2 separate regions of the Homo sapiens genome follow, and region 2 is linked to region 1. A link is a loop called in an ENCODE intact Hi-C map of the cell type or tissue named here. Cell type or tissue: A673. All regions are shown on one strand. Each heading gives the region's core, and the rest is flanking DNA. Links, peaks and the distances in the headings are about the cores only.

The links. Hi-C counts contacts between places; a loop is a spot of excess contacts. Peaks named below come from ENCODE experiments on the same cell type or tissue, not always from the same donor. Only the 100,000 strongest peaks of a DNase experiment are listed, where the experiment ranks them.
Region 2: it touches region 1 in a loop (4-fold over the local background); 6 of 110 quality-filtered maps call a loop at or near these places.

The regions. Positions count from the first base shown.
Region 1 is chr16:61,428,062-61,443,981 of GRCh38, forward strand. All of the region lies in intron 1 of LOC105371302 (a long non-coding RNA gene), which reads left to right. Among named protein-coding and RNA genes, the nearest start is that of CDH8-AS1, 480 kb to the right of the region's middle. In A673, for the core only: a CTCF peak has its summit at 4,511 (motif pointing right); a DNase peak (open chromatin) is centred at 4,600.
Region 2 is chr16:62,027,683-62,043,602 of GRCh38, forward strand. CDH8 (cadherin 8) reads right to left here and starts at 8,756. Exons shown (of 12, transcript NM_001796.5): 1 at 8,398-8,756. It overlaps LOC124903777 (a long non-coding RNA gene), which reads left to right and starts at 8,908. Exons shown (of 2, transcript XR_007065217.1): 1 at 8,908-9,095; 2 at 9,531-9,751. RefSeq lists an enhancer at 6,557-7,058. In A673, for the core only: no CTCF peak of the experiment used is centred there; DNase peaks (open chromatin) are centred at 7,569, 8,219, 8,759 and 11,099; H3K4me3 peaks cover 6,195 bases; H3K27ac peaks cover 1,875 bases.

The sequences.
Region 1 (15,920 bases), core at 118-8,117:
ATAAACAAAAAAAGTGAGAAATCAAAATTAATGGTAATGGTAAAGTCTATAAAAAGAAATTGAAATGATAGAATATAAGCAAGTGGTCATTTAAGGTCTTCCAGGAGAAATTAAACTTAATTTGAAATTTGATTGAACAGAAGTAAGTCCTGTGATGTTAAATGGGAAGAAGATTTCCAGTGATGAAAATATATAGACCAAAACTTCCAAAGAAAGACCATCCTTGCAGCATTCAAAGACCAGAATGAAGCCACGGTGACTTGAAAGTAGTAAATGGGAAAAGGGAGTGAGGGCGAGATGTGGAATGATAGAATATGATGTTATGACTCATATATATAAAGTTTGGAGACCATAGTAATGAACCTGGATTTTACTCGAATATAAAGAGAAACTATAGAGAAAGATATCACGGTCGGATTTAAATGTCTTCCTCCCTTCCTTCCTTCCTTCCTTCCTTCCCTCCTTCCCTGCTTCCCTCCCTCTTTTTCTTCCTTCCTTTCTTTCTTTTCTTTCTTTTCTTTCCTTTCTTTCTTTCTTTCTTTCTTTCTTTCTTTCTTTCTTTCTTTCTTTCTTTCTTTCTTTCTTCTTTCTTTCTTTCTTTCTTTCTTTCTTTCTCTCTCTCTCTTTCTTTCTTTCTCTCTCTCTCTCTCTTCCTTTCTTCCTTTTCTTCTTTCTTTTTTTCTTGTCTCACTTTGCCACCCAGGCTGGAGTACAGTAGAATGATCATGGCTCACTGCAGCTTCCAACTCTTGGCCTCAAGTGATCCTCCCACCTTGCCTTTAAGTTTCAAAATGACAACGGCTTCTGAGTTAGGTAGAAACTATAGAAAGGCAAATGTAGAAGAAGAGAGATGACTGATCTAGCAAATGTGGGTAATGAAGATGGGTTGAACTAGGTAGAATGTTAGCCATGGAAATGAAAATGATGACGGCAGAACAGCGTTGTTCAATGGAACTTTGTGATAATGGAAATGTTCTGTATCTGAGCACTGGAAATATAATGAGCGTGACTGTGAAACTCACTCTTATAAATTTTATTTAATTTTAATTAATTTAAATTTAAATATCCACACATGACTACTGATTTTCCGATTGAACCATGCAGCTCTAGAAAGTGACAGGTTGGAGTCAAACTGACACACCTTCAGAAGTCCATGTTCTTAGCTACAGCCCTGTAGCGCATTACTTAAAAGGTGCAAAAGAATAATTTTTGAGCTGCTCCTTTTATAACTCTTCCTAGGCTTCCTCTTCCACTTCAGATACAGAGGGGGTGATCAGCAACACCGAGAGAGTGCAAATCATGCCACCCAGCACTTTCTCACTGTGGGTGCTTCTGCGGAGCCCAGGCTGCCTTGCAATTCCCCTCTTGTTAATAGCATGTGGTATAAAGTGAGAAGGAGAAATACATTTGCTTTCTAGGAACACTTAGCGATCCTGATAATGTGTTTAGTACCAAAGACCTGCTTTAAATTGTGAAGAGGTTGTATTTAAAACTGTCTCTTTCCAGTTGATTGTTAATTTATGGCATCATTATAAGTGACAACAAATAGCTTCTCTGGGATGGCAGAAATGCAATTAGATTGTCACAGACTGTCAGCAGTTGTATTTGGGTGTGATTTTTAATGCATTCTTTATGTAAGACTCTACTGCTAATAGTAATAATAGAAACACAACTTGTTCTTTTAAGGAAGGGGAATAATGAGCATATTCTATTATATTCAGAGTGGGAGTTGCAGCAAAGAAGGTGCTGTAAACATTGGAGTTCTCAAGATTCTCCTTGCTTAGTGCCTGCATTTACTAAGCACTCAATAAATATTTTAAGTGAAAAAATAAATAACAAAATAAGTGCCCTTAAAAAATAAAACTCCAGAATGAGTATATTCAAAGTGTGCTCATTACCTCAAGTAATGTCACTAGATGATGCATACTTATTTCAGTATTTCTCTCAAAAGATGTTTGAGACAGTTTCTGAAAAATTTCAGTCTCTTCTAGGTGATAGTTAAGGGCAGACACAGTTGATGGCCCGAGGTAAGTTCTTAGGGGCTCTGGAAATTTACATTAATGTTGAATGACTATTGAACATCCATGGTGTGCAAACCTCACCCCTTTATAGGTGAACAAATTGCACATGTTAGGGATCTGTGCAGCTGTCTTTTGAGTCTATGACCTTTAAAATAAACACCCTCTCTAATGAAGAGTAGTTAACTTCATAATCTTTGGAAAGAGCAAAAAACCAGCTGCATGTGGGTGAATAACGTGACTGTTGATCAATTCAGGGGATGCTTTTTTTTGCTGAAAAATGCAGTATGATAATATACATATAAAACAAGCCCATAAACTAGAATGAAAAGAGACTTTCCAATGTTCCCTGAAACTAGTCAGTGCCATTGCATTAAGCGAACAGTGTTTTGAGGGAACCAGTATAAAAGCAAAAAACAAAAACAAACTAACAAAAGACCCATCTTTAACTTTGTTTTCTAAAGACCAATCACAATGAGAAAACTGAAATATCCAGGGGTCTCTTGGCAGAAATCAACAATATCTGGGAGTTCTTCTTTTAAAGAGAGGCATACTGAAGAAAGCACAAATCTAACCAGCTGTTCTCATCCTAGCAGTGTTCAGGAAACATAAAGCTCACCAGGCCAGGAGAATAGCTTTTGGCAATACTACTTGGTGACCAGCAGTAGCCCTCTTATTTATTTATTTTACAGATTCTTTGGTGTTCCTTCAAATAATCTTAGACATAAGATGAAAAGGAGGATGACAAATACTTAAGTTAGTTTCGCTGCATTTCAATCCAACATTTTTCTCCAGGAAAAGGAAAAATTATGATGCAAACATCACTGTCTGAGCTTGGCCCATGTTCACATAATTTATTCCCTGAATACCTGCTGAGTAACTGTGATGTCTCAGGTCCTGAGCCAGATTTTGGCATGTCATCAGTATATGATAGACATGTGGTCCCTGCCTGCAAGTAGATTTTAGTAGATACATTGTTTGGAAGGAGAGATACTATCTCATTTTAAGTACAGTGCTCAGGAAAGTACCAGACTCATACTGCACTAAAAGCTTTTACTGCTCATAAATAGTTCAGCCTTTATTTTCAGTCACTTAGAACTCATATACTAAATTCTACCCACACTGCCAGCAGCAGTCAGATAACACTGAGTACCAAAAAAAGTTGTTCTCTAATGAACGAGACTCATGTCCAACTCTTGTATTTCTGCTGCACACTTTCTTTCCTGAGCTCTAAATGTAGCTATCCAGTAGGAAGTGAAACATAAAGAAGTATTTGATTTTTGTTCTTCAAGTATCTTCTTCCCTCAGTCCTTACTTAATAAATGCTATCACCACTTACTGAATTACTCAAGTCATAATACCTGATAATTACTCTTATTTCTTCCTTTCTTCACCTCCCCACATCCTATTCCTAAACCATATTTTGAAATAATCTGTTCTTCTCCTCTTTCTTTCTTTCTTTCTATCTTTCTTTCTTTCTTTCTTTCATGAGACGGAGTCTCACTCTGTTGCCCAGGCTGGAATGCAATGGTGTGATCTCATCTCAGTGCAACCTCCGCCTCCCAGGTTCAAGAGATACTCCTGCTTCAGCCTCCTGAGTAGCTGGGATTACAGGTGCGTGACACCGCATCCAGCTAATTTTTGTATTTTTAGTAGAGATGGGGTTTCACCATGTTGGCCAGGTTGGTTTTGAACTCCTGACCTCAGGTAATCCGCCTGCCTCAGCCTCCCAAAGTGCTGGGATTACAGGCATGAGCTACTGTGCCCGGCCTTCTTCTCCACTTTCATTGCTACTATTCCAGTCCACACTACCACTGTCACCAATCTGAACCCCTATAACAGTCACGTTATTGATCTTTCCTACCCTTGCCTTTCCATAAACCATTCAACACATAGCAGATAGAAGGATATTAATAAAATCAATTTTTCTGAAAATAATGTTTAATCACCTCCTCTTGAATTTTTATTTAAAATTCAAACTCTAAGCCGTGACTAAAATGACTATCATCTGATCATCAAATACACAAACTGCTTTCTCAACTCAGTTAATTCATGGGTGGCCTGATGGTAACACTCTTCCCAGGAGCTTCTCATTTGATTGCCTGGTTTCTTTACAACATTCAGATCTTCTCAGGACAGCTTTAATTGACAACTCGATCAAAAATGTAAAGTCTCTCTTACTACTCTATTGCATCACCTGGTTTATTTCTTTCTTTGCAATTCTCACTCTTGAAAATTATTTTCTTTATTTGCATACTTCTTGGAACATAAATTCTATAGAGAAAAGAACATAATATATTTTGATTTTGTTGTTTTCCCATAATGTAGAAGATAGGCAGGCACATAATAGATGCACAGTAAATATTTATTGAAAGAATAAATGAAGAGACCTTTAACCATGAAGACCATGTTAGAGCCACTCTTTGATCTACCGTTGAGATATGGCATTATTATTTAGGGACCTTTTCGTTTCTCTTCCCAGTGGAATTCCACAAGGAGGCAGTCCTTACTTCAGAAATAGACCTATTACTGCTGTTGAGCACTCAGAGGCTCAACACACATTCTAAATATAGTCCTTGTATTCAGTGATTTCACAATAGCTCTCCAGAGAATGTTTAAAGACTCACTGAAACGAGTCACCTCACAAATTAATTTGCTAGTTTTCAATCTTTATTAATGCAAATTGATTGGATACTGTAAACATATACAGATGAGTGTTCGGGTTCCCACTGTTTTTTCTGCACACTGAGACAGTATGAAAAAAATAAAAAGGCTTTGCAAATAGACACAACTTCAATAAAGAACATGGTTGAGCCATCATTTTCAAGCTGGAAACCTTCTCTTGAGACTGGCCCATGTAGCTGTCTAAAAGGAATTTCACTTCCATTTTAAAAGTGTAAAATTTCTTGCATACATTTTTATTTCCCAGAAAGACATAAAGTGACATGGTATTTTGGCAACCTAAGAATATTTTTGAATAATCAGACCCGAGTGCTGATCAGTTTGAGAAGACATGTGATACAGCCAAGTTGTTTAGTGTCAGCTACTGTAAAGTGTAAAACTCATCCAGGGAATATGGAATCACTTTCTCACTCTCTTTGGGTGAAATATATGCATTGCTTCCTAGTTCACAACACCCAATGGAAAGCAAACTGAGGACAACAGCAGAAGGGTAGATGCTTTTTCTTGGTATTAAAACGGCAGAACATATTTTTTACAAAGATAAATCTCACCTTTGCACAACATTATGCATGTCTAGAAGAGTTTTCTATTGCACCTTCTCATTGAATCCTCATATCAAATAGCACCTTGCACTGTATCAGGAGAAAGTATCATTATTTCCCTTTTAGCTAAATTCAAGTGGAGAGAGAGATAGTGGCAAATGTCTCATAAATTTGAGGAAACAATAAAAGGTAAAAAGAGGCTACAAGTGGGACATTTTTAATTTAGTTTTAATCCTTAATCAAGATGCTAATAGACACTTAGTAAAGAAGTAAAGATTCAGGTTATGTACATTTAAAAAATGAGGAATTCAAGAATATGATCATCCTACTTCATAGAGAAGGAAATAAGCTCAGAGAAATGTAAACAGTCTTGTAACAAGCATAAATGTGTCATTAGACATACTAAGTTTCACAAACTTTCCTGTCAGTGAGACAGAAGCAACCATAATTTATAAATTAGAAGATTGATAAAGAAAATTTAAGAATTAGATAAGTGTGTGTCAAGCTATTGAAGTTAATAAGTACAAAATAACATATTATATAGTTTACTATTTTTAGAATTGTTTTCAAATATTTTCTTTCTCCCCCATTTAAAAAAGAAGCATCACCTTTCCTCCTCCTTCATTTCCAATCTTTAATTTTTCAAGTCCTAACAAAATAATCATAGACAACCACTGATATTTAGTGATATTTGTTTCTGACAGGCTAGTTTTTATTGAAGATCTAAACATATCTTTTTTAATTCCATGGTGATTCTAGATTGTCTTTGAACTTAACGTTTTGGGATTTTATTTTGGCCTTCCAGAGAGCTGTATGGTTTTACTAATACAAAATATTTGCTAAATCAGGCAGCAATCTACATTATTAATAACTATGAAATATTATAAATATCTAAAGAGTAATATTATAAGCAACCAAAAAACTACATCAGATTTTTATATATTAAAGATAAATTACTTTTATCAAATATTATGAAACTGAGCTTAAGAGTATTGCTTTCATTTGGTATAGATGACAATTAAAATTAGATACTAAGAAAGAACGATTGCTTAGAAGAAAACTGTGAAAACATCAGAAAATGTTTGATTTCTCAAACTTCAAATTTTACTTTTGAAATAGAAGCAGATTTTTTCCATTGAATTGGTTTTTCCACACAAGAAAATTTATATGTACACTGTCTAATATGGTAGCCACTAGCGACATGTGGCTATTGAGCACTTGAATTGTGGCTAGCTCAAATTGAGATGTGTTATAAAGGTAAAATACACAACAGTATTCAAAGACTTAGTACAAAAAAGTTTCATTAATATTTTTTGATATTAACTACATGCGGAAATAACAGAATTTTTAGTGCATTAAGTTAAAATATTATTAAAATTAATTTAATCTGCTACTTTTTTATACAGAGGCACTAAGAAATTTAGAAATTTGTGTCACTTATATGAGCAATGCTTGTTTAAACATGTAGAAATGTTCTTGAAAACTATAAAGCTGTAACTACTTGTATTTATTATGTACTGAAACCTTCCTCACTTGACAAATGTTGAAAGTTAGTCTTTGCTTTTATAGAAACTTATTCTGCAATGTCTGCAAATTACCGTTTGTATGCCATTTATTTCAATAATTGTGGAGAAAAATGCTGGTAATAAGGAGCCCTTTTTGTTTCATAGAATTCTAGTGAATATAAAGATAATGAGGGAAAATCTTCTAAATTTAATAAATAATTATGTTGAATGAAAATAATGCAGAGGTAGGTAAGGGATAGGGACATTAAACTTGAAGATATTTTGAGGCACACCAACATATTTTTATTTCATAATTCTGTAAGATATTTCATATAGGGAAAGGCTCACAAGATAAAATTACATAAAAAAGGAAATTATAAAACCACATATATGGTCTGTGAGAGAAAAGAGAAGGGAAATTTACTTTATTCTTTAGAAAAATAGTTATTTTGATGTAATTAGTATTGACAGATTCATGGATTATGAGTGATTTCTATTTTCCCTTTTTTGTATTTTTAAATAAAGGTATATTTATTTTTTGATATCATCCATAATGAAAATATATTAACTTTGTCCTAAAGTACCTTAATAATTTTCTGCAAAGCTTTTAATACTAGTCAGCAGCCAACAAGATAACTTGACATGAATTCATTCCAAAAACCCAGAGTCATCAAGGAAAAATGTTTCCCAGTGAACATGGCCAAGGGAAAACACTATTAAAATTTTCTTCGTAATTACACACAGAATCCAGTCAGTACAGTGAAGACAACTTGTAGAAGCCCGAGGCTATGTCCACACAATCTGGTTTCCAGGTAATTTTTCAACTGTTTTCCCATTTTCAAATATATACATTTTACATGTAGATCCTGACTATTCACTCTTATGGGGAAAATGAAACTAAAATTTGTGAACTGGATTGCATTGCTTTAGGATAGTTCCCCCACGTAGGGCAAGCACAACCTTTCTAACATAAAATGAAAAAAGCTGTCCAGTTAAATTTCAGCAAAGACAGACCACAGAAGGGTTACGAACGTCTCTTTGTAGTGCTTTTGGCAAAAAATATTTCAGATTAAAAAAAAAAATCAAAAGCAGAATAAAAAGAAATGTGGTGCTTTCTTTGGGAGATATAGAAAGGTATTTTTATCTAAATGGATAAAATATATTGTCAAATAGAAAATACATATTTCTCTGAGCGTTTATGCAAGAAAATTGAAAGAGTAAATGAGAAGTCAAAGTCATCGCAAATAAGAAGGAGACCATTCACTTGAAAAATGTTAATGGAGGTAAAATGTATGGAATATATCAAAAATTCGTCTGCAAATTGACAAGCAGAGCTGACAAAATATAGGCAGATGCCCATTAAGGTGCCAAACATTGAAAATGCTAGAAAAAGTACCTATCAGGGAACCAAGATTATTTTCAATGGAGCTAAAATGAAAGTTTCTGAGTGGCATTTACCATGCAAAATATCTCTTAAATATTGTCACAGTAGGAAATTGTTCTATCAAAATAGAAGGTTTTTGTTTTTTAATATTGCCTTTAGAGCCCTCTAATGGCCTTGGGAATTTATGAGGTTAGATCTCTCTAGTCAGGGCTTAGAATTATTTTAGAGCACTCTTGCTAACTAGTTAACCTACTTCTATTTTTAGTCATTCTTTAATGCAACAAATGTTTACAAAGCAACCACTCCGTCAGTTATTATGATGACTCTAAAAATATAGGTGATAAACAAAACACAATTTTATCTTTTCTTACAGAGCTAGCAAGGAAAAAAATATATAATAATGTAATAATTACTTATTTCATAATTACTGACATGTTGATGTGAAGAAGTGCATGAAGCATTTGGTAAAATTTTGAGATTCAGGGAAAACTTCCTGAAGAAAGAGGCCTATGAATTGAGATTGGAGGTATAAATAGCAGTTAACTAAGCAAAGAAAACAACTGGGGTGATGGGTTGCTCTAGGCAGAGGAAATGTGAAGATGCTAAATCAGGAAGAAGTGAATGTGTTGTAGAGATATAAAGAAATGCAATATGAAAGCAAGAAGACAGAAAGAGAAGGGAGCTGCATGATGGTGAAGAGGGAGGTGGAGTTCAACCACAGTTGAGGAGTACATGTTTTATGCTGTGTGCACTGAAATCAGAATGATTAAACATGTTTGCAAAAGATAAAATTATGGAGGTTATCATATAATAATAACAATGATTGAGCACTAAGTAATTTTGCATATCTTATCTCATTTAATGAGTTGACGCCCATTAAGCTGGAGAAAATAAGTTGTGGCTTATTTTACTTACTCTTACAAAGTCCCAAATAATGTTCTGTATTTCCTAAGCATATTTCTTTTTTTTTTTAAAGCATATTTCATTCTTTCTTCTTGGATATTGTTTTTCTTTCTTTCTTTTGTCTGTTTTGAGACAGAGTTTCGTTCTTGTTGCCCAGGCTGGAGTGCAATGACACTCATTTTATTCTACAATTTATATATTCTTCAAAATTGTTTTGAGTTTATATAATGAGTTTCCTATTTAAACTCACAGGTAGTTGGGGTTTTTCTTTCGGAATGTGAATCTATTTTAAAACCTTCTTAAAACATGGTTGTGTACAGATGAATATGATGCATGAAGCCACTTGACATGGGCAGAAGGATAGCCTCTGATAATAATCTGGCCACAGAACCTTTCTAGTCTTGGTTTTCATTGAACCTGCTGAGTCTAGTTCCAGGAGCATCTTGAGAAGAAATCCTATCTATTCTGCCAAAATGTGTCTCAGTGTTTGGAAACCTGCAAGCACGCATGGCTACCACCCTCATTTTTATGTTGGACCCATTTGAGGAGTAAAATTCATTGCTCCTCAAGGAATCTGCAAGAGCACTAACTCACTGTGGTTCCTCAGGCTCCTGGCACAACCCAGATTCTCATGAGTGATCACCTTAAATTATGTTGTGAAGGGACTTGTGATTAAATGAATGAGCACCGGAGTTTGACTACAGTAAATCAGCAAATAATCACAGGCATGGAAAAATATATGAGTGCAATTTCACAATGTCTCATATATCTGCATTCGCCTTGGCAGGCTTTGATACTCCCTGCATTGAACTAGAAGTCATCTTTTATACCTAAGTCATGGGGACAGGAATATTCAACTTTGTTTACTCTTGTAACCACTTATACCATAGTTCCCACAACTTCTCGCTTCAGATGCTTCTGATGTACCTTGAGAGCCCTTCATATATCACTTTTATAAGGTTTTGTTCTATGAAAGATTGCCTAAATTTTTAATATTAAGGTCGTATTTTGCAGATACTATTTTTTAAACATGAAAAATTTTTGATATGGATATACTTCTTTTAGAAAAAATCATTTATTCATTTGACAAGCTAATTATCTTTTGTACAATTTTAGGACTAAATTCTATGTGAAGAATTCCATTAAAAAAGAGTAGTTTGTATAGATGATGCCATTTCTATTCCTTAACTATATTTCATTAGTCCATTTTATTTTACCAGGATAAAAAGTTTTAAGACATGTGCTAACCTCAAAGCTATGGACTAGTTCACTGAAAATAATCAGTTGCCTTACTTATAAGTGCTCATTTAATAAACCCATGAGTATCTTCATGTTTTGTTAACCTCACTTGAATAAACAGAACTCAAAACTGACTCTACATTAAGGCTCTGCAGCTCCTTAAATTTATTTGAGAATATTGGCACAAATGTTTATGACTTCTGTGTCGAAAAATGGGCAAGGAAGAGTCCTCACCTCACTGGTATTCCCTCCTAAAGTCAATGTTGTTGAGACAAGTTAATGAGAAAATCACAGACCATTGTCTTAGTCATGGTAGGATATTTGCAAGATTGCTGCTGTCCTCCAAGAATTCCCTAGAATTGCGTGTATTTTTCGTAATGAGAGATGGTCTTTGAAGATTTTTAAAAGATATCTTTGCAGTTTATGGAGATATATATATATATATATATATATAAAATTTCCAGGAATAATATATATCTTTTCTTTCTCTTCTGCAACACTGCTGCTACAAATGTAGATCCTCAAACATTTGATTTTGTACGAAGACACGTGGTCACCACTACCACATTTAGAAGGCAATTTGGCAATTGGAGATCCTCTGGGTTTTGTTTTATTTTGTTTCTGTTCTCATTATTGCTTCTTCATTTCAAATGCAGTATTTAATGATTGTCATATATAATTTCAAATTTAGTTTTAAATTTGGAAAAGTGAAATTTTATTCTATAATTTATATATCCTTCAAAATTGTTTTGAGTATATGTAATGTGCAAGGAACTTTGCTAGCACTCAAGATGCTACAAGTATATGAGACAGATCTTTGTATCACACAGATCTGTGAAACATCTAAGCCCTACTTCCTAAGGAGAAGAAAGATTAGTAACTGAAATGTTTACAAAGTAATATGTGCTTTAAGACATATACAAATCTGAAGATGTAGAAATTATTTTCTTCAATGGATGCTCAGAAATGTCCTCATGCAGGTAGCCATTTGAACTTGCTCATAAAGAAAGGTAGGGTTTGTGTCTGTGAGTGGGAAATTGATGTAGCTCAAGTGAAGGGCAAAGACATGTAAAAAGAGATGGAGGATGGAAAGAATGGAATAATCAAAGAATTTGTTTTATATGAATCAAGTGCCTAGGGTTATGAGATCCTTCAAGGGCAGCAAAGGGGAAGGGAGATTTTCTTTAAAAATTGAATTTCTGAATAATGAAATGCTAGTTTTGACTGCAAAGCTCTGACCACTCTCTCTTCGACTTTCAATCTGACCACTCACTCTTCTACTTTAAATCATTGGTGGTCTCCATAGACACACAAGTTGTCTGAAAACAGATTGGAATAAAGAGACAATGAAAGCCATAGAAATAGAAGTGATAGAAGGGCTAATTAGGGGCTATTCTAAGTTAAAAACTAGAGATCATGGGAGGTTAAAATAGAAAGTTCGAAATAGAAATAGGGGACCCATAATAACCTGTAGATTATTGTAGCAACAATGATACGGGTTTACATGACTTGTTTGTAAATCGGGCCCTTTCTCCATGTTGTAACACATATCCAATGATGATGCTGAAGATCAGAACATAGGTCACAGGAGCAAAATACATTCTGTTTAATACAAATTATAAAGTTGGAAAGAACAATAATATTAAGAAGTCAAAGAGATTAACCTAGTTTTGACATTAGACTTAAAAACGTCTGTAGGATTTCATTTATGTGTAACCTTTAAACAGATAATCAGAAACTAGAACACATGGTGGAAAAATAATAAAGACATAGATTGAGGAGTCACTTGGGCAGTTTAGTTAAGTAAAGCTATTAGAATGGATAGGATGCATGATAACCTACTCTATAGAGTAGAGTAGAAAAGCCAGACTATAACTAGGATTCTAGTTTTGGCTTCAACAAGAACTACCAAGAACTCATTATGTATTACTCCTAATTTTACAAGAGGAACATGGATAAACTAAAAATCAACAAATTTTCTTGCACCCTTCAGAGATCTGAGGTTGCAAGGCAAATTGCCAACCCTAAATCTGGAGATAGAGGTGGATCCAGAGAAACAGTTGAAATCTGCTTACTTTGGGCAGAGCTCCCTGAAGCCGTAAACTGGTAGGTAAAATTTAATGGTCATTTTCATGAATTTTTGTAGGGTGAGTGTGGATTAACCTGTGGGTGAGAACCTCCTGAGGCCACAGTCTTGAGTTCCACCCTTCTGTAGATTTTACCTCCAGGGCCCTCATCAGCTTCTCACAGTGAAAAACCTGAGAAAGGTCCCCCTCATGGTTTCAACAATGAGAGGTGGAGGAGTGGAGGGTGGGAAGAGGAAGAGAAATTATGAATATGCCCAGATCTTTCTTTATATTAAAGGACTATTGCACAGGAGGTCAGGAGGTACTTTTGTCACAACCTTATCCAAGATAGACGAAATTCAATTTTTCTATTTCATCACCCACTACCTTTTCTATCTTGCCAAAGAGATAAACGAAAAACATAGTCAATAGGGGTAAGAACATCAACAGAGTAAATGGGAAACACTACAGCCAGGGAGTGAATGGGAGAAAAGAAATTGTATCATTGTTGAGATACTTGCTAAGGTCACAGCTGAAAGACAGTTCCACTAAAAGATGGAGATTTAATTTGACAATTACATAATGTTTCCCATCTTTGTCACCTTACAACCACAACAACAGAGACCCAGTACATTAAGAGTGGATTGCAGATGAAAGAGCTGCAAGAAATTGATTTTTGTCTGAGTAGGGGTATTTAGGAAAGTGCAGAGCAAATAGGAAACAAAAAACATCATTAGAGGAATGTGAAGGCTTTGGAGCCTACAGTTATAGCAAATGTCATACTTGTCTCAACTTTTAGCTAGATGAAGATAAAAATACTAGAAGCCTGTGTTCCTCAGTTCCTATTACTGCATATAATATGTCAGTTTTCAACAAAAAAATATTCAAAGACATGCCAAGGGCAAGAGAAAACAGTCTGAAGAGACAAAGCCATCAACAGAACCATACCCAGATATAATATGGTTGTTGTAGATATCAGAGATGAGATTTTAAATATCTATGTTTAAAATGTTAAGGGCCCAAATGAATACAATGAACTTTTAATACTCAACAATAAGAAAACAAACACCTAAGTTAAAAGTTGGGAAACATCTGAAGAAGCACCTCACCAAAGAAAATATAAAGATGGCAAATAAGCATATGAAAAGACTTTCAGCATCATAGTTCATTAGAGAAATGCAAATTTTTTAAAATGACGTTATGGCACACCTACTAGAATGGCTGTCTTTATTCAAATGGTAGTACCAATGCTTTTGAGGATATGAACAATAGGAACTCTCACTCATTGATGGTAAGAATGCAAAGTGGCATGGCAACTGTGGGCATAGTTTGACAGTTTCCTGCAAAATTAAGCATGGTTTTCTGTACAGTCCAGTAATCACACTCATAGATCTTTGTCCATGTTATTCGAAAAGTTATGTCCACATAAAACCTTCTTACAAATATTTATAGGATATTTTCCTCTAATCACCAAAAACTGTAAGCAGTAAGATATTTGTCAATAGGTGAATAAATAAACAACTTTTGGTGCATTTTTATAATAAGATAACACTCAATGATGAAAAGGAATGAGTTATCAAAACTTACAAAAATGTGGATGAATTTTAATTGCATATTGCTATTTTGAAAGAAGCCAGTTTGGACAGGCTATTCACTGTAAAATTCAATTTATATGACATTCAAGAAAAAGTGGCACTTTAGAGACAGTAAACGTAGTACCGTTTGCCAGGGGTTTGGGCAGGGTTTTGAATTTGTGAAGCACAAGGGATTAGTAGTGTGGTGAAACTATTTTATATGATACTGTAATAATAAAACATGATACAATGCTTTATCAAAAGGTACAGAACTTTACATCACACAGGGTGATCATCGATGTCTACACAGTTTAAAAAATCATTTAGGCCGGGCGCGGTGGCTCACGCCTGTAATCCCAGCACTTTGGGAGGCCGACGCGGGCGGATCACGAGGTCAGGAGATCGAGACCATCCTGGCTAACACAGTGAAACCCCGTCTCTACTAAAAATACAAAAAAATTAGCTAGGCGTGGTGGCGGGCGCCTGTAGTCCCAGCCACTTGGGAGGCTGAGGCAGGAGAATGGCGTGAACCCAGGAGGCGGAGCTTGCTGTGAGCTGAGATCGCACCACTGCACTCCAGCCTGGGAGGCAGAGCAAGACTCTGACAAAAAAAAAAAAAAAAACATTTAGGTGGGCAGAGGATTGTAAGGTAAAATGCAGAATGTGACAAAAATGTCTAGTTGAATGAAATATGTATGTGAAACCTCACTAAAGTGAGTGGTTGGAAAAGGTGCTGGCCTAAGTGATTTTTAAGTGAGTGGGATCTGTAAGACTAAAGCCAAAGGAACTGAAGAACTGTGCATAAACACTGTACTTGAGTTGATATAGCTGTTTCCATTGGAGTAGGGGTTAACAATTCTGAAATCACTGTACATAAATGCTATAATTGAACAATTAAGTAAATTGATGTCTGATGGTGGGAGCCAAGTTTTTTTACTGTTGGACTACGATGTTGAAAATATGCAAGAAATGGAGGCTGGCATGGTCCATGTTATAATGAGTTACAGTTAGAGACATCATGCTTAGCTTATAGATACAGATGGTTACATGGAGAACTATTTATACATAAGTGTATCGATCAGATCAGTACTAACACATATATTTCCCTCCTCTGTCAGCTGAGAGGGACTACAAATAATAACGCCCCAGTAGCATGAGTACACCTAGCACAAAGAACTTGTTTTCTGATACCATTATTGCATAAAGAAACTAAATCTTTTTGAAAAGATGTCTTACTTTAGGTCTGGGGCCAGAAATATGCAAATGAGACTGGAGGTTCTTGTAGTGCCAGAAGGAAAGAAGTACTCCAAAACGCCAATGATGGGGTTTTGTCAAAGGAACACGGGAGCCAACTGAAAGAGCTGTCAACAGCGAAACCTGGAACAATTTGAGAAAAAAAAATATATATATATATATATAAATATATAAATTGCTATTGGATTGTGACCCAAAAATATACAAGATAATTTAAAGTATTAAATATCTATAACAAATGTATAAAAGTATAAAATGTATATATGTAAACATATGTGTATATATATAGGTAAAAAAAATCTTTAGAACACACTAATACAAATAAGAGATTGAATAAAAATATAGAGGAGAAGAGAAAAATCTCCTGTGAAAAATAATTTCAAACAACGTATGTAGATGTGCCACCACTGGAGAGGTGGAGCACAATTTCTACTCCTTCAGTTTGGACTGTGCATAGTACATTTATTCTGAAGAGTATAATATAAAAAAGTGGGGGAAGAGATTAACTTTACAGGGGAGAAATGTGATAAACACTACCTCAATCAGGTGATCAAGGTTAACAGTAATATTAATAGTGATAAGTGGTAGAATGTATCCTTGACATGATGTGAAGAGAATGTACGTTACTATTTTGGTTTTCCTCCCTAAAACCCATAACCACTGTGTCATCATGAGAAAAACGTCTGACAAATTTCAGTTAAGGGGCTTTCTATTATTAAAAATATCTGATCAGTACTCCTTAAAACTGTCAAA
Region 2 (15,920 bases), core at 4,564-12,563, 600 kb after region 1:
ATTCAGTGTGTGACCCAGAGCAATTCACCCAAGCCCTGGCTGAATGGGGCTGAGCAGGTAGAAAAAGCCTTTGGATTTTAGAGAGGAAATACACTTGCATTTATTCAAATATAAATAATACAGGAAGATCACCTTTCCTAAAGCCTTCAGAATTCTCTAACCAGATTCCCTTGGCAGAAACATATTCTGAAATTGTTTATGTAAACACACACACCCACACACATACACGTGCACATATTATTTTGTGTATCCTTCACTCAGCCACAACCCTTCCGGTCATCCTTTCTGGCATCAGACCACATATTTATCCAGATGTCAATCTGTCCAAAAGCATATTGTTTGCTTGTTTTGACATCCAGAATAATATCTGTCAAATCCATTTTTTTTTTTTTTTTTTTTGAGTTGGAGTTTCACTCTTGTTGCCCAGGCTGGAGGGCAATGGCACGATCTCGGCTCACTGCAACCTCTGCCTCCTGGGTTCAAGCAATTCTCCTGCCTCAGCCTCCTGAGTAGCTGGGATTAGAGGCACCCGCCACAATGCCCGGCTAATTTTTTTTGTATTTTTAGTAAAGATGGGGTTTCACCATGCTGGCCAGGCTGGTCTCAAACCCCTGAACTCAAGTGACCCACCTGCCTCAGCCTCTCAAAGTGCTGGGATTACAGACGTGAGCCACCGCGACCGGCCTCAAATCCACTTTTTGCTCTGTTACTGCCATGTTACTCCTCTCTACCTGAAGTTTTTGTTTTCTTTAAGTTCTATAATTGCTGGTTTCCTTTGCAAAAATCAATAAATAAATGCCTCTCCTCCTCCTTCTTTCCCAAGGTAGAGTCACAAGTTTATTCTTCACGTAGAAATTTTTCTGTTACAGAAATTTCAGAATGGGGTGACTAAGCCAGTGACAAAGACAATAAAGTCAAAATAAGATCTCTTCTCTAGTGTTCTAGAACCAGACCTTTACTTAGAAAACTTTCTTGGAATCATCAGTTTAGTTAAGATATTGAGAGTAATTTTCTTCTGTTGGGCTTTTTAAAGGCAAACCAGTATCAAGATCATCCTAAAAAAAAAAAAACGAGTATCAGTCCCACAACTCCCTTGCCAGTTACAGACACAGTGGTGGCCAGAAAGTCATTTCTCGAGTCTAATCTAAATCCCTCCTTCTTTGAAGTCACGCCCTTTGCAGTCTTTAGATCACATGTTCAGAATTTAACAGCCAGAGACCTACTGAGTGACAACATTTCGTGCAGGTCCTTTAAATCATAGCAATCAATCAGAATCAACCTTCTTCTTATCAACCTTGTAATTCAGCCGAACTGTGGAAAGCCCCATGAGATAGCTGTTTAGAGCATTGACTCTAGAGTCAGATAGAAGTAGTCTGAATCACAGCTCTATCGTTCATGAAATAAGTCACCTGGGCACGTTTATCTTATTTGTGGCAGGTGAAGAAACTGATGCTCTGTGTTTAATACTACCTACTTTGAAAGATTAAGGAAGAAATAAATAAGGTAATTTAAAGTCTTTGTCAATGTAGCTATTGTAGTAACTATTTATTGGATGTTTCGAGTGCTTAACCGAAAATATTTACTGATTTTTAAAAATTATTTTATTGCAATCTCTTGCTGTGTATGTACTTCAGTGGGGAAAATTCCAATGTTCTGTGTAGACAGGTAATAAGTAAAGTAACTTTTTTAAACTCTTGATTTGTAAAACAAAAATGGCATGAACCAGGGTGGGTATAAATAAAATAGCATTTTAGAAATAGCTTTCCCTCTCCACAACTAACATACAATTAAAGCAATGACTTCGAGTAGTTTTATTAAGCCTCAGAAGGGCTGCATTTTTACTGTCCAGAACGAACCACATCTTTCCTTCCCATAGAAGACATGACATTGTCCATGACTATTTTCTGCCGAGAGGACAGAGTACAAGCACTACCTGTTCATGAGTGAGCTATTCTCTTTCAATCAAACTGTAGCCGCTCATTAAAAAACATTGCCTGGTACATATCTTTTACAAGATAAATTCCATTGCACTTCATAATCATCTACATTCCTGTGAGGACAGCACAAGTGGAAAGTCTCTACTAATTCCAAGATGAATCCAAGGTGATAGCTATATACTACTTAGAAGGGAGCTCAGAGAAGATAATGCTCGTCAGAGATTGCAACTAACTTTTTCTATTTATTTCAAGAAACTTTAGCATTGATGACAGAAATTAGATTTCTCTTCTCACTTAAGAAATGTGGAAATGGTTAAAATCACTTACATCCCATAATGGGGGCTTCAGAGTCTCTTATACTGAAATTGAAATGCAGCCAACGATCCTAGTATAAGTCATCCAGATTCTGCCAATTAGATTACACTGTGTAGTAACCATGCTTACAAGTGCACCTTACTGTCACTCTTTCATGCTTCTAAAACTTTATAGCTTAATAACCACTCACTGACACTTAACGTGAACTACAGACACAGGTGATGGATGAGTAGACAGTCAGATAGACAGCAAGCAATTATTTGACAAAAATACTATTGAGTTATGACCCAGAATGTATAATTTATGAAAATTAAGGGAGTTGCTTATGCAGATTCCAAAATACGTATACAATCTTCAGCTACTATAGTTTAGTGACACTCAAAGGCAAGAGAAGATATGTGTTTTAACCCTCTGATAAAAATAAGTATGAATTGTTTTTTGTTTTTTTTTCATTTTTCTGAGCATCCCCATGTTGAAGATGGGAATAGTTAGACACAAATGTGAATTCTGTTTATAAAGCTCAACCAGCAACAGACTAATAAAGAAGAAAATGTGCCTTCGTACTTTATAAATCAAATTTTGGAGATGAATCTTCTTACATAAAAAGGAAATAATTTCCTTGTGATATTTATACCATTCCTCCATCTACTTATTTTGTATCATTTATGTCACATCTAGAATCAAATAATCATATTTTATTCATTAATCTATCTAGAGAGAAAAAGACATGGAAAATATTGTTCTGACTGCAAATGAACTATAAATATACTGTAATATTTTCACTTGATGTACATAAAAAAGAGTAAGGGGATTCCATTTAATATTCCTTTGTAATATCTTCAACATGCCTAAAATATCAATAAACACATCCACAAAAGTACCTTATCATGGCACACTATTTTTCCCTGTGTCTATATGTGAGGGCCAGGTATCCTGCTGATTAATACAGAAGAGTATGGAATTGTCTTTGAAAACACCCATAGTTGCAATTCACATGAGGGTAAGGTGAACTGTTCAATTCAAATACAAAAATATATGAAAGAAAAAGAAGGAGGGCAGGAAGGAGAGAGGAAGTAAATTAATCCTTAATTATTTTTTATACATTCTCAACAATGTACAGACATTGAGTCACCCATGCAGCAACTCCACAATTAGTGCATTTTTTTGCCAATAAAATATAACTTTGCATCAAATATAGTTTAATAGCATTCTTTGATGCAAGTCTAGTCTTGGAGGCATTCTCATTTTTACAAAGCTGAATTATGTCATTTTTTATATTCCCATATCATTTAAAAGATGATTGTGAGAGAACAAAAATATGCTTTGTGGAACATGAGTAAGATTGATTTGAAAAAATGAGAAAAGCTGTGACTAAAAATAGACTTAGGAGGACTTATGAAATTTCTGCAGAGAAAATTGTGGTAGATAAGTCAAAATATTGAACTTTGGATATGATTGTATCTCTTTCTTTTAATGAAAATATGCTAGTGTAGGGTGCAGGGTCTTTGCTAATTTCTTATCGCATAAAATAAATATTTACTGAGCACTAACTCTGTGCTTAGCCCTGAACCATCCATCGTTCTAGCATTTGCAATTGTCTTTGGCAGTGGAGGCAGAGAAAGAAAACTGTTTGAAGGTTCCAAATATAAATGGTATTCATTTATGATACTTTCCAAAGAGATACAGAAAATCACATCTATATACTTCTACCTACTAAGAGAACTTAAACACACACACCCACAAACACACACACACACACACACAAGACATCCAAGCAAGAGGATGGATATTGTTTATGATAGGAAATAGCACATGACATTTAAAACCCAGGAAATAAAGCTTAAAACTTGATAAGAAAAAGAAACAGTATTGGCCCCGGTGCTTTGCCATGAAGCAACAGAGATTTAGTTAGCGGCAACATATGGTAGAAGCAGCTAAATGGCATCCCTTGAACTTATTTCTTTTCTGACCTTTTGAAGTTGCCAGGTTCAACTAATTTTCTCTTCATGGTTACATCTAAAGCAGCTTCCAGAGACAGGAACAAACAGTTCAGCAGAAATAGATTCGCATCACAATTTTCTGTAAGAATGAATTGAGAAAGCACTAATAGCCCTTTGGTTAATTAAGCCCTGCTAAATCGGATGATGGCCTTTGTCCATCAAAAAATTGTTCTATTTCATAAACATACGTGTATTAGATACTGGAGGGGAATTCCCAGCGCCACAGATAACATTTTTTGAAAGACTGATCAATATACAAATCAGAGTAGCCAGAAAGGCAAATCAAATAATCTAAGGCAGATGAAATGGCAAAGGGAACATGATAAAAATCTCAGACTTGAGCCAATAAATGAGTTCGTTATCTGGGCACATTTTCAAGAAGCATGCTGTGTATATGTGTGTGTGTTATTTGCGTGCGTGTGTGTGTGTACATAATACAGAGCAACAAGAATTATCATTGGTTTATCTACACCCTCCCACCCTGAGAAGTGTATAACACACCAAAGTTAGGACGTTTTTCTTAATTAAAAAGCAAAGTTAGACCATTTCCTCTGTGAATGCCAATAGCGCTGAAAACAAAAAGAAAATTGTTTTTCTCCACCAGCTACACTGAATAACTTTGTAACAAATATAAAATGACTGAAACCAGTTTCAGCAGCACCACTGAGCAGAATATTTTCAAAAAGAAGTCTTCGGACCTTAAATTGCACCTCTAATAGAAAGGCTTCTCCGATTATGCTTGTCCCTTGATTTGCCAGACACAAAAGTTTGCGGATGGACCAGAAAAGTGTGGTTGGAAATACGAATTGAATGTCACTTTACCCCTTGAAAGCCTTTGGTTTTGCATGGAAAATCTGCTCAAATTGGAATGTTGATAAAGCCGTGAGGTGTGCCACCTTGAGTAGAAAAATAACAAAGATTGTCATTTTTTTCTTTAAAGCATTAATTTACCTACATTGATGACGTTTTCTGAACAGCTGTTGAAGTGTGGGTTTGAACTTTTTAATATGTGCATGTTCTTTTTCCCCACCAATAAACAATGAAAGGAACCTGGAAAGCAAAGCCCAGAGGTACAATTTCTTGAATAGAATCATTATATTCTCATTCTTTGGAGTTTCTGTGCTTTGTTCCAACAATCTGTTCCTCCTGACTAACAAGCAGTATCAGACCTTTGAGTACATTCACATCAGTCTTTACAAATGCCTTCTCAAGTGGTCTTCTCCATCCAGCTGAGCATTCCTGGGCTGTTTGTTTGTTTTGTTTTACATCGATCATGCTGCCATTGGCTACTTAAATTGTGTTCAGTGCTAATTGAGGGATTGCTATAAATGAATACTGTGTTGACCACAGTTCTACATAATACCCAAATAAAGTTGTTTTCCAGTGTAAGGAATTCCTTCCCTTCAGAGTTGACATGTCTACAGCAGGCAAATGGAACTGCTATTCTAGTGAAGACTGCTATCAAATTTTCTGTTCTTTTAGCTAAATTCATGCAGCTTCAAGAACTCAAGAAATGCATCCTACACACCAGAAATGCAGCCAAGAAATGTTACAGAGTCTTGAATGTAGAGATTTACCCATCTTGAAGGCTTTAAGAGACTGTAAATGATAAAGCAGAAGCACTGATTTCTAACAGTAATAATAATTAGTAATGTAAGAACCAATTTGCAGGGAGAATAGATTAAAAAGTTTGAATGACAGCATTACAGCACAAGTTTCAGAGCACATTAGCCAGTGTCTCTAAAACATTTGGCCTATTTGCGATGGTCAGGGGATAACTTGACATTCACTTGGGGAGTGTGGGGATCAGAATGAGGAAGGTGAACTGCCACGGAAGGGCTCTGAATGAAGCAGTCCCCGGAGTTGCTGGAAAGACTCCCCTCTCTGTTTTCAGAGGGATTTTCCTCAACTCCTCGCCTTCTTCAGAGTCCAGAAAAAAAAAAATCAAAGGCGATTTAAAATACTGTGACTGCTCCAGCATGAAATGACTATGTGACAGCGAGCTTCAAATCTGCTAAAGCAGAATTACAGAATATTATTATCAGAATTATTATTTAATAAGGGGGATAGCTCTAGAATTTATTCCAGCCACAGAGCTCGGGGAAGTGGAAAAACATGTCTGGACATGATGATTATGGAGAACTCCCTTTAAGGGAAAAAGAATGTAACCCTAAGAGAACATCCTTCAAAGGTACCACTTCTCTCTGTAGAAGAATCCCACTCCCAGCCCCCACCTCATATATATATCTCTCTCTCAAACACACACACACACACACACACACACGCACACGAAGAAATCCCTGCAACACTGGACACAGCTGATGCAAAGCAATATCTAGGCAGGGATTTTACTGGTATTTAGCATGAACGACAGGGCTCACTTTGCATGCAGTGAGGTGCAGCAGCGAGGCTGAATGGATGGAAAATCCCACTTTCGAATCTTACATAAACATCTTTCCCACATATAGTTTTCCAGTTGAAAAGCTCCTATAATAAAGCCTGAGGTGACAGCCCAAGGAGGGTTTTTAACCATTGAGATGGCTGTCAGGAGTGTTGTAAAGAGAACAGGCGCTTCAAAAGCCAGCCCCCATCCCTCGGATCTGCTTTGCGATGGTACCGGATGCGAGAGGACAGTACTCTCGCTTACCTTCCCTAGCGTCCCCTCGTTCCCATTGTCAGCCCCCAGATATCATGACGCCAGGTGAAAGAAAGCAGCTGATCTGATTAGCAGCTCGGGCGCGCTAAGGGATTGTCGAATCATGCCTCCTAAGGAGGAAACTCTTGTGGAATCTTCAGGAAAGGGTGGTAAAGTTGAAAGGACCTTTCCTCCCTCCCGCTGTCTTGGTGATAAGCTCTATCGTTTAATTGGTGCTGAAGTGAGCAGCTGCCAGCCCGATTTTCCATTACGGACTAATATTGTGCGTTTGCAACAATAAACAATTAATGTGGTTTGATTTCTTACATTTAGCAACCCAAGCAAACAGCTGCCATCTCCGCTGGTGGAGGCAAACGGCTAGTCCTTGACATGCCGCCGGCTCCGTGCCTGCGGGGGAAGGGTCAACCGCAAGGAAACTTTGAGGATTCTGCCAGACTGGGTGGGGGAAGGCTCTGGTGTTTGGGAGGAATAAGCGGAGGAAATTGTGGATACCTGTTGGCATCAGCGTTGGCGGCAGCACGTTTTTTTACCGTTTCCCAGCCTTGGCTGGATCCTGGGAGAACCGGAGTAGGTCCCTTATGAACCTCTTACGTACTGGCAGAACCTAGGCAAGAGCCTTTTTCCCTCCGATCCTGCGAGGGGCGCGACCAGCCCCTCAAAGGTTCCCGGATGAGAAGCGGCCAGACCACAGAAAGCGCAGGTCTGGGCTCAGCTGTCCCTAGGAGAGCGGCTACGGAGTCCCCGGCTTAAGGGGGCCTCCGTGCACGCAATCTCGAGTTGCGGGGAGACACTGCCTGGGGGTCCTGCAGGGGTGCTGGGCAGCGTCTTGGCGAGGGCAGAGCCGCAGGGCGACTCCGGAGCCCGGCAAGTTTGTAGCGGGCACCGCACCTCCCAGAGCTGGAGCTGCCACTTGTGGGAAAGCCTCGCGCTGGGGCTTTCGCAGCTGAGCCTTGGCCCGCAGCCCTGCCGCGGGGGTCGCCCTCCCTCGCCTCGGAGATGAGGCGGTGCAGAAAACCAGCCATAGACCACTCGGGCCCCCTCGCCTCCTTTTTTCCCTGGCTTGCACCCTCCGCACAGCGGGCTGCAGGTGCTTCCCATTCACCGCACGGACCCCGCAGTGAAGGCGCGCGGCTGCAGCCGCGCCTGCCTGCGTTGGGAAGCGGCGAAATAGCCAAGTCGCCGCAGGGAAGGAAACCGGCAGGAAAACTGGAGGGGCACAGCCTGGAGCTTGCTACTCTCTAGGATCTGTTGTCAAAGCAGTTTGCAAAAACAGTCAGGCAAAACCTTGAGGCGTACGTACGTTATCACCCACGGATATCGCGAAAGACACAGCTTAGCCCAGAGCCTATGCTAAGAACCCTCATCCACCATCTGAGGGGCAGGAGGCGCGCAAGGTGTCCGAAGGGGCATGGGAATTCCTATAAGAAACGGTCCCTTCTGGATAGTCGGAACATAGAGGAAAACGGGGGTGGGTTAGGGGAACACTTACTCTTGTGGGGCCCTGCGCTGGCGAATGTCAAGCCTCCAGGTTCACAAATGGCTGGAGGTGCTCGGGGTTAGCTCCCGAGGGCGGCAAGCGCCGACCGGTCCTCGCTCGCTAGGCAGGCGCCTCCGGATTCCGTTCATGCCTCTCGGAGCTACAGGGCTTGGTGCGGAGACGCAGGGCGGGCGCGCTGGGCTCTGGGTGTCCGCAACCCAAAGTGCAGCTGGTGTCTTGACGCTACCGTCTATGCACAAGCCGGCGGCGGCGGCGGAGCTTGGAGGAGGCAGGGAGATTCCAAATAAATCCACTAATTCTGGGCTGAGCGCTCCGGCGTGCGAGCCCGCCTGCCTGCCAAATGTAACTGTGAAGTGATGTGGAAAAGTGAGCCGGGTGCCTCCCCTGACGGATCTCATTGGGCAGAGCGCAGAGGCAGGTCTACCACTTGGAAATTCATGTAAGCAGTCCCCCCTCCCCGCCCCCTCCCCGCCTTCCCCCTTCGCTCTCCCGCGCTGGCTCGATCGCTCTCTTTCCCCCTACCCAAGTGGGCGCACAACTTTTCGCTCCTCGCTCCCGAGCAAGCCCCGCGCGTCTCTGCCGCCAGAGCCACGAGGTGAAGATGCGCCCTTCCGCGCGGTGCGCGCAGCCCGCTGAGGACCGAGCTCCTGGATAAGTGGGCTGGCAGATAATAACAGCATGCGGATGAGGTACCTGCGAGCTTTCTCTCTAGAGGTCTCACCTGAGCTCTGGGGCTGGCGTTATGTTGAAAAGCGTCTCAGTGACCCGCAGCTATTTTCCGTAGGAGGAAGAGGACGCGACAGGGCAAAGGGTTGAGCGTGGGCAGCTTACCTCCTCTTTATTCCAAGGGCCTCTTGCGTACAGAATAGGGTGATTGTGAGACCCCTGCCTGCAACTCAGACGCTATGTAGAGGCTGTGTGTCGCGGTTCTGTGATGGAGCGCATTCCTGATGTCCCCGTGCTCCTTTGGGAAAATGGGATGAGGGACAGCAGAGTGGCAGCCAGGAGGGGCGCGCAGTAGTTGGTTGTGGGGAGGAGGGCAGGCAAAGCAGAACTTGCTTGGGAAATAGGGGAGGAATTTCTAGGTCTTCTCAATGTGCCCTGATCTTGTCATATCCTCTCAGATACCATCCTTGCGGTTCTCCTGCCTCCACCAAGACCTGCCCTGTCTGTGGTCACTTCAAGTCTTCTGATGGGCTGCGCTCAGATCTTGAGAAATGGCCACCCTGGGGTAAAAGGGACCATGAATCAGGAGGTCCAGATTTCTTTTCTTTTTCAACACTGGGGCTAACATGTAGACGATGCCACAGTCATCATCTTCTAATAAAATTAGATAAATATAAGACAAATAAATTCTTACCTTAAAAAAAAAAACCCTCCCCTCCACAGGAGATCCCGATTTAGTCCCTTCCCTGTGTGCACTAGACGTGAGCCTGAGGGTGGATTTTACCATCTGGGGACAGAGCAAGAACAGAAGGGGGAAAAAGGTGCAGGGGACAAGACGCACAGTCTGTAGAGCTTGTACTGTCTCACTCAAATTAATGAGAAAGAGTGAACAGAATGAGAAAATAGGCACAACATGCTTATGATATTTATGCAAATTTGACATTTTTTTGTGTGCTGCATCTGACAACCCATTGTGAAATGTGAAAAAGAGTATTGGCTGTAGCTCTAATATCTGATTGTTTCATGTTCTAGCTGTCATAGGCAAGAAACTTAGTGGATTATTTCAGAGAGGGAGAGGTGAAGAGAACCAAGTGGTATTTTTTTTCCCCCAGGCAGTCACTAAGTAACTGTTTGTTCTCTTCTCAGACTGTGTCTGCTTACAGGGTATTGGAATTGGCTAATTCTGTCTTGGAAAAAGGAGCAGCAGTCAAGGCTCAATCAAATTATAACTGCTGCTAGACCAGACAGTCCCAAGTGGACAAAGAAATAGATCACATTTTGGGTTGTGCTTAATTTCAGATATTCATTTTCACTTGAACAAATAATTTGAACCGTTCCTTGGGGTAACTTCTTACATCTATGAAAACTCAAAAAAACTCATGTGCTACTGAAAGCTGGGGATTGTCACAAGTAACAAACTTGTCTCAAAAAAAAAAAAAAAAGCCAGATTGTTAGACAATATCCTCAAATCTCATTTTCTTAACAAACTATGCTGACATAGTAAAGATAGTCAGAATCCAATGGCTTTTAAAGAGAGCCAGAATCCAATGGCTTTGGGTATCTAGGGTTAAGAAGAGTTTGCTTTGACTCATCTTGTCCATATTTACTCTTACAGCAGTTATATACATTGTCTTCCCTGAATTTTGGTCCTCTGGAATTCAGGGTAACCTGTCTATACCTGCTAATATCTGCTCAAAGCGTTACAATAGGAATTTCCTGACTAATTCTTAAGAGAGGTTTGGATGATTAAGCAGTGTGATAGAGGATTAGGATAATGTTAGAAAGCCCTATAAGGATATTTCTAAAATAATCAGGGATGCTGAAAGACAAGGCATTTATCTCTTTAACAATTCCACCCACTCTTAATAAGATGCAGTGTAATGTCACAATGGTGAAAGCCTACCCCCTTAAGAAAGTGTTTTCTTTTCAACATCCTCTCCAGGGTTACAGCCTTCCAGCGGGAAGAGGACTGTGGTACATAGGCTTTTTAGAATGGCAAGTGAAATTGCATGTGTTGTGGAGCATTGCGGGGGAGGAAGGGTGAGGAATTATCTGATAGGGCAGGAGTATAATTGGAGAAGGAGTTGGGGGGAGGGAGAGAAGATTGCATTCAGAATAACCTTGGCTGACTAATGCAAAAAGTAGAATGAGGCAGGATGTCTCTAGCCTGGGTCTCGGTGACAGGCAGGCAGTTTTGCAGGGGAGTCTACTGTAGAGAGTGAATGAGATGGAGAGGGACTCCATGTAGTAAAATACACTTTTATTTTTTCACTATGGCTGGAATGTTTGTCGTAATTTTGACCAAGGGACACAGTAAACCAAGTGCCCAGCTAGTTGCAGAGTGGGGAATCAGATGGTTCATAGGAAACAGAGCTCAAGAAGAGGGAGACAGTGTTAGGAAGTCTCCAGCTTCTCTGGTTGGAGCAGGAGATGACAGAATGGAACATAACTATTATTTGCTGCGTTAAAATGCAATCTTTCGTCGTTTTCATTCATCAAGATAGAATTAAAAATTAAAACAAACTAAAAACAAAATGTATTTACCATATTATGATTACTGGTAACCTTTAGATTTATTGGATTGCTTGTAATGTGATATCTATGGTGCCAGGTATTATCATTTAAAATAAAATCTCAAGAATATGACATATGAAAAATGACAACTCAAATTACCATGTAATATTTTTCCAGAAATGAAGGGTCCCTTTCCTGTGTTTCATTAGGATGAAGATATCTGAAACCATGCCCTTTATTTGGGGTATGGGGCAAGGGTAAGTAATATGTAACAACTCTGGCATTAAGCTTAAGAAACTTAAATTTTATTTTGGATTCCAATATTGAAGCGTAAGTCATAAGAATTAAAACATTAAGAGAGAAGTTTTGGGGCTGGGCATGGTGGCTCACACCTGTAATCCTAGCACTTTGGGAGGCAGAGGTGGGCGGATCACAGGTCAGGAGACCGAGACCATCCTGGCTAACAAGGTGAAACCCCGTCTCTACTAAAAATACAAAAATTAGCCGGGCGTAGTGGCGGGCGCCTGTAGTCCCAGCTACTCGGGAGGATGAGGCAGGAGAATGGCGTGAACCTGGAAGGCGGAACTTGCAGTGAGCCACTCCAGCCTGGGCAACAAAGTGAGACTCCGTCTCAAAAAAAAAAAAAATAAAATAAAAAAGAAGAAGTTTTGAGAAGTTTGTAAATGTTTAAGTAAATTTAGGACAGCTTTTTTGTTTATGAATTTGCTTTAAACCATTCTCTTACTAAGATTATGAGAAGTTATTATGGTGCTCTCATTAAACCAATGTGAGCAATTCTGGAGATTCCTTTAGACGAGTGGTTTTCAACCTGCAATCCGTGGACGAGCTCCTGCCTCAATATTTTCTGGAAATTTGTTAGAAATGCAAATTCTTTGACCCTGAATCTGAGTGGGGCTCAGAAATCTGGGTTTTAACAAATGTGCTAGGAGATTCTGTTACCTGCTAACATCTGAGAACACTGCTTTAGGCAATTTCTTTCTCTTGTGACATGTATAAAGATGAGAAGGAAAAAAATAAAATAGTGTATTGTGTTAATATTTACTGTTTTTGTCCCAGAATATTCTGTTTTAAGACAAAATACTATCTTAAAAAACAAGATTTGAAAAGAAGAATAAAAATGTAAGCACACTAAATTTATCGTCTGAGTACCTCACTAATGTTTAGTATGGGATTTGAAAAACTAAATTGATTTCTTTAGAAGTAGTTATGAATTCTTGACATAAAATCATCATTGAGCTTGCTATTCAGAGTTGTGATGCTCTACATTTCTTGGCTTGCTGGTTTTAGCTGTCCCTGAAATTAGGCCTGCATCTCTGAATATTGACTATAATTACTAATCTTGAGTTTGTCATTATACTTTCAGTAAATGGAGGTGTAAACACTTTCTGAAAACCACATCTGTGCTGAGAGCATTTTGGAGAAGGTTTTCAAAATGGCATTATCTTCCATCTTCCCAGGTACTAGAAAAGAGATAAGCTTCAATTCAGCTTCTGAACAGAAACTTGGTCGGACGGGCGGCGGGTGGGGTAGTAAATAGATTTAAGAGGACTGATACAAAGCTATCAAATAAGCCAGTCCAGGTTTTGTGGACTACACACTTAGCATATTAGTGTTTGGGTTTTTCTCTATCTTTTTTTTTCTTCTGTAGGAGAATAGCAACTAGATTAAGATTCTAGACCACTCTTGTTTAACTTAGGAGAAAAAAGGAGGAAAAAATTAAAAATAGTTCCCAATGTGTTCCAAGTAAAAAGAAGAAAGAAGAAAAAAGAGTAAGAATAAAAAAAGAAGAAAGAGGAGTAAAAAAGGTACCCCACTCCCTAAAATACTACTACTTTGGTATAACAGAGTGTATTTCATACTAAAATATAATAATTACATTTAATTAATTTTAAGTTTGGCTTAGAAGATTACCATTATTTGATATTTGCACACTTATACTAATGTGCCATTGCAGATATATAGGGGAATACAGATGTATGGAGGAGGGGAGGTGAAGGGAAAACAATTATCTTAATATGTGCAAAATGGAATTTATAGTTGTGATTAGTTATCAAGATGCTTATTAGAGAGAAGACCACATGTATATGCAGCGGACAAATGTTACAAGATATTGAAGGGAAATTAATTATTGAGAATGTGAACAGGCTTCTTTTATTAGTCAAAGCTGGATAATACTAAGGATTTTTGTTTGTTCTTTTGCTAAAGATGCTGCCATGTGGAAATCAGGGCACTGCTTTTAGGTTGCCGTCTCCCGCCTGCATAGGCAACTAGTCCTGTTAGAATGGATGCCGAAGCTTTTTTTCTTCTACCTCAAGTGCCCTCTAGCGTGCAATATCTGTGCATGTTGCTATGTACAAGGAGGAGGAAAGAAGAAAGAAAGAGAAATATTCTACCAATTGCTATCCTAATTCCTGAATTGCTCTGCTCTTCTTTTCTCCTTCCTCAAAGGGGTCATTTCCACCTAAGTGTTTAGCAAAACAAAAAAGGTGCTGTTGCTTTTGCATGAAAAACTAATCACTCATTCTCTAAACTGAGAAACAAATGCTAATCCTTTCTCAGGGGTTTCTTTTGAACATTCATCATAATTTTCCAGAAGTTTCATACACTCTAGTAATCAGGCAAATAAAAGAAGGTAAGTTGCTCCCTAGGAAGAAATTCTGTTTTGTTCCTCACTCCACCACGGACCAGCTATAAGGCTTTTGATGCAAAGTGATTAAACTTTCAATGGATTTTAAGTTTGTGTCTCCATAAGAGTGCATAATACTTCTTTCCATCCTCAGGGGGGTGGTGTGAGGTCTAACTGAGGTTTATAAAACAATTTCAGTTCCTTAGATACAATTCGATACACATTTGAACTTGACTTTCATCTTGCAACTACTAACGGGGTTTCAAATTCTCTTTGGTAGTCCATAGGGAAACTGTGATCAGGATCTGTATTTTCATAAACATGTCGTTAAAACAGCTGTATTGTAAATAGTGGATTTACTTAAGAGATTTGGAATGGTAGAAAATGGAAAAGGATATTTGCAGAAGAAAAATACACTTGTTTTTGCAAACATGTCTGTGTATGGATAAATATAGTTAAATAGTAAGGCAAAATTTCTGCAAGACATACATTTGGGCATATCTTCCTAAATTTTAAAACAAACTAACAATAACAGAAGGTATTTTTACTCACCCAGATGCCACCCGCTAAACTCTTAGTCTCTGAGAAAGGAGATACCTGTAAACAAATTTATGTATTGGCATCTGTTCAGATGGTAAGATATCTAGACACCTGTTATATAACTTGGAGATTACTATTATAGTGATGTGATTATTATGCAGCATTGTGTTTTATTAATATCCTCATAGCTACAATACTTTGAAGGGCAAGAAAGGAGAAAGGCAAGCTAACATGACATATTTCATTACTTTCTTCTCATGCAGTATCTCTTTAATTATTAAAGCACTATAGATGGTGGCTATCGTTTGTATCCTTTAAAATAGGAGAAAACTGAGGCTCAGAGAAGTTAAGTGATTTGTTCAAGGTTACACAGTTAATAAGTCAAAGAGTATAATTTAAACCCATGTTTTCCAACTTCAATTGTTGTCCAGCACTGCCTCTCAATATTAAACTACTAATAAGTGACTATTATAACCTACTTTTAAATAATGCAATACCTCACTATAGAATGGATTCATAAGTTGCAATGAAAAAGAAGCTAAACATTCTGTGTTTACAAAGAGAATCTGAATCTTTAATTGCAAGTGATTTTGTAAATATAGATCCCAGATTCCATGGCTAACCAATTAAATTAAACTCTCCAAAATAATGTGTATTTTTTTTAGAAAGCAAAAAAGGTAATTTGATTCAACATTACAAGCATCATTCTGGAGACCATTTGGAAATAATGAAACCAAATGACATCTAAAGTCTTGTTAACCTCCTTACTGCTAGAGTCCAAGGTTAAGTCACAGTTCTGCTATTGCTATTTAGGTTTGTATATCCCTTTATGTATGTTCAAGCACATCAGCTCTCCTATGTGATCCTTGCCATAATCTTGTGAGGTGAGAAGACGATATATTATTACTTCAATTTTATACAGTTACATGCTTTTAGAGCCCAAAGGGCCCTTAGAAATCGTCTAGTTCAATCTCTTCATTTTACAGAAAAAAAGCTGGGTAAGGCTTTTGACTTCTGAGCCTAAGGTTACAGAGCGAGCTCTTGAACAAAAGAAAACCAGAGCACAGGTCATTGGTCTTTAAAGGATGTAGGCATGGCACATGTCCCTGCACATGGGAAAAATTATTAAGCTAATAACCTGAGTAGT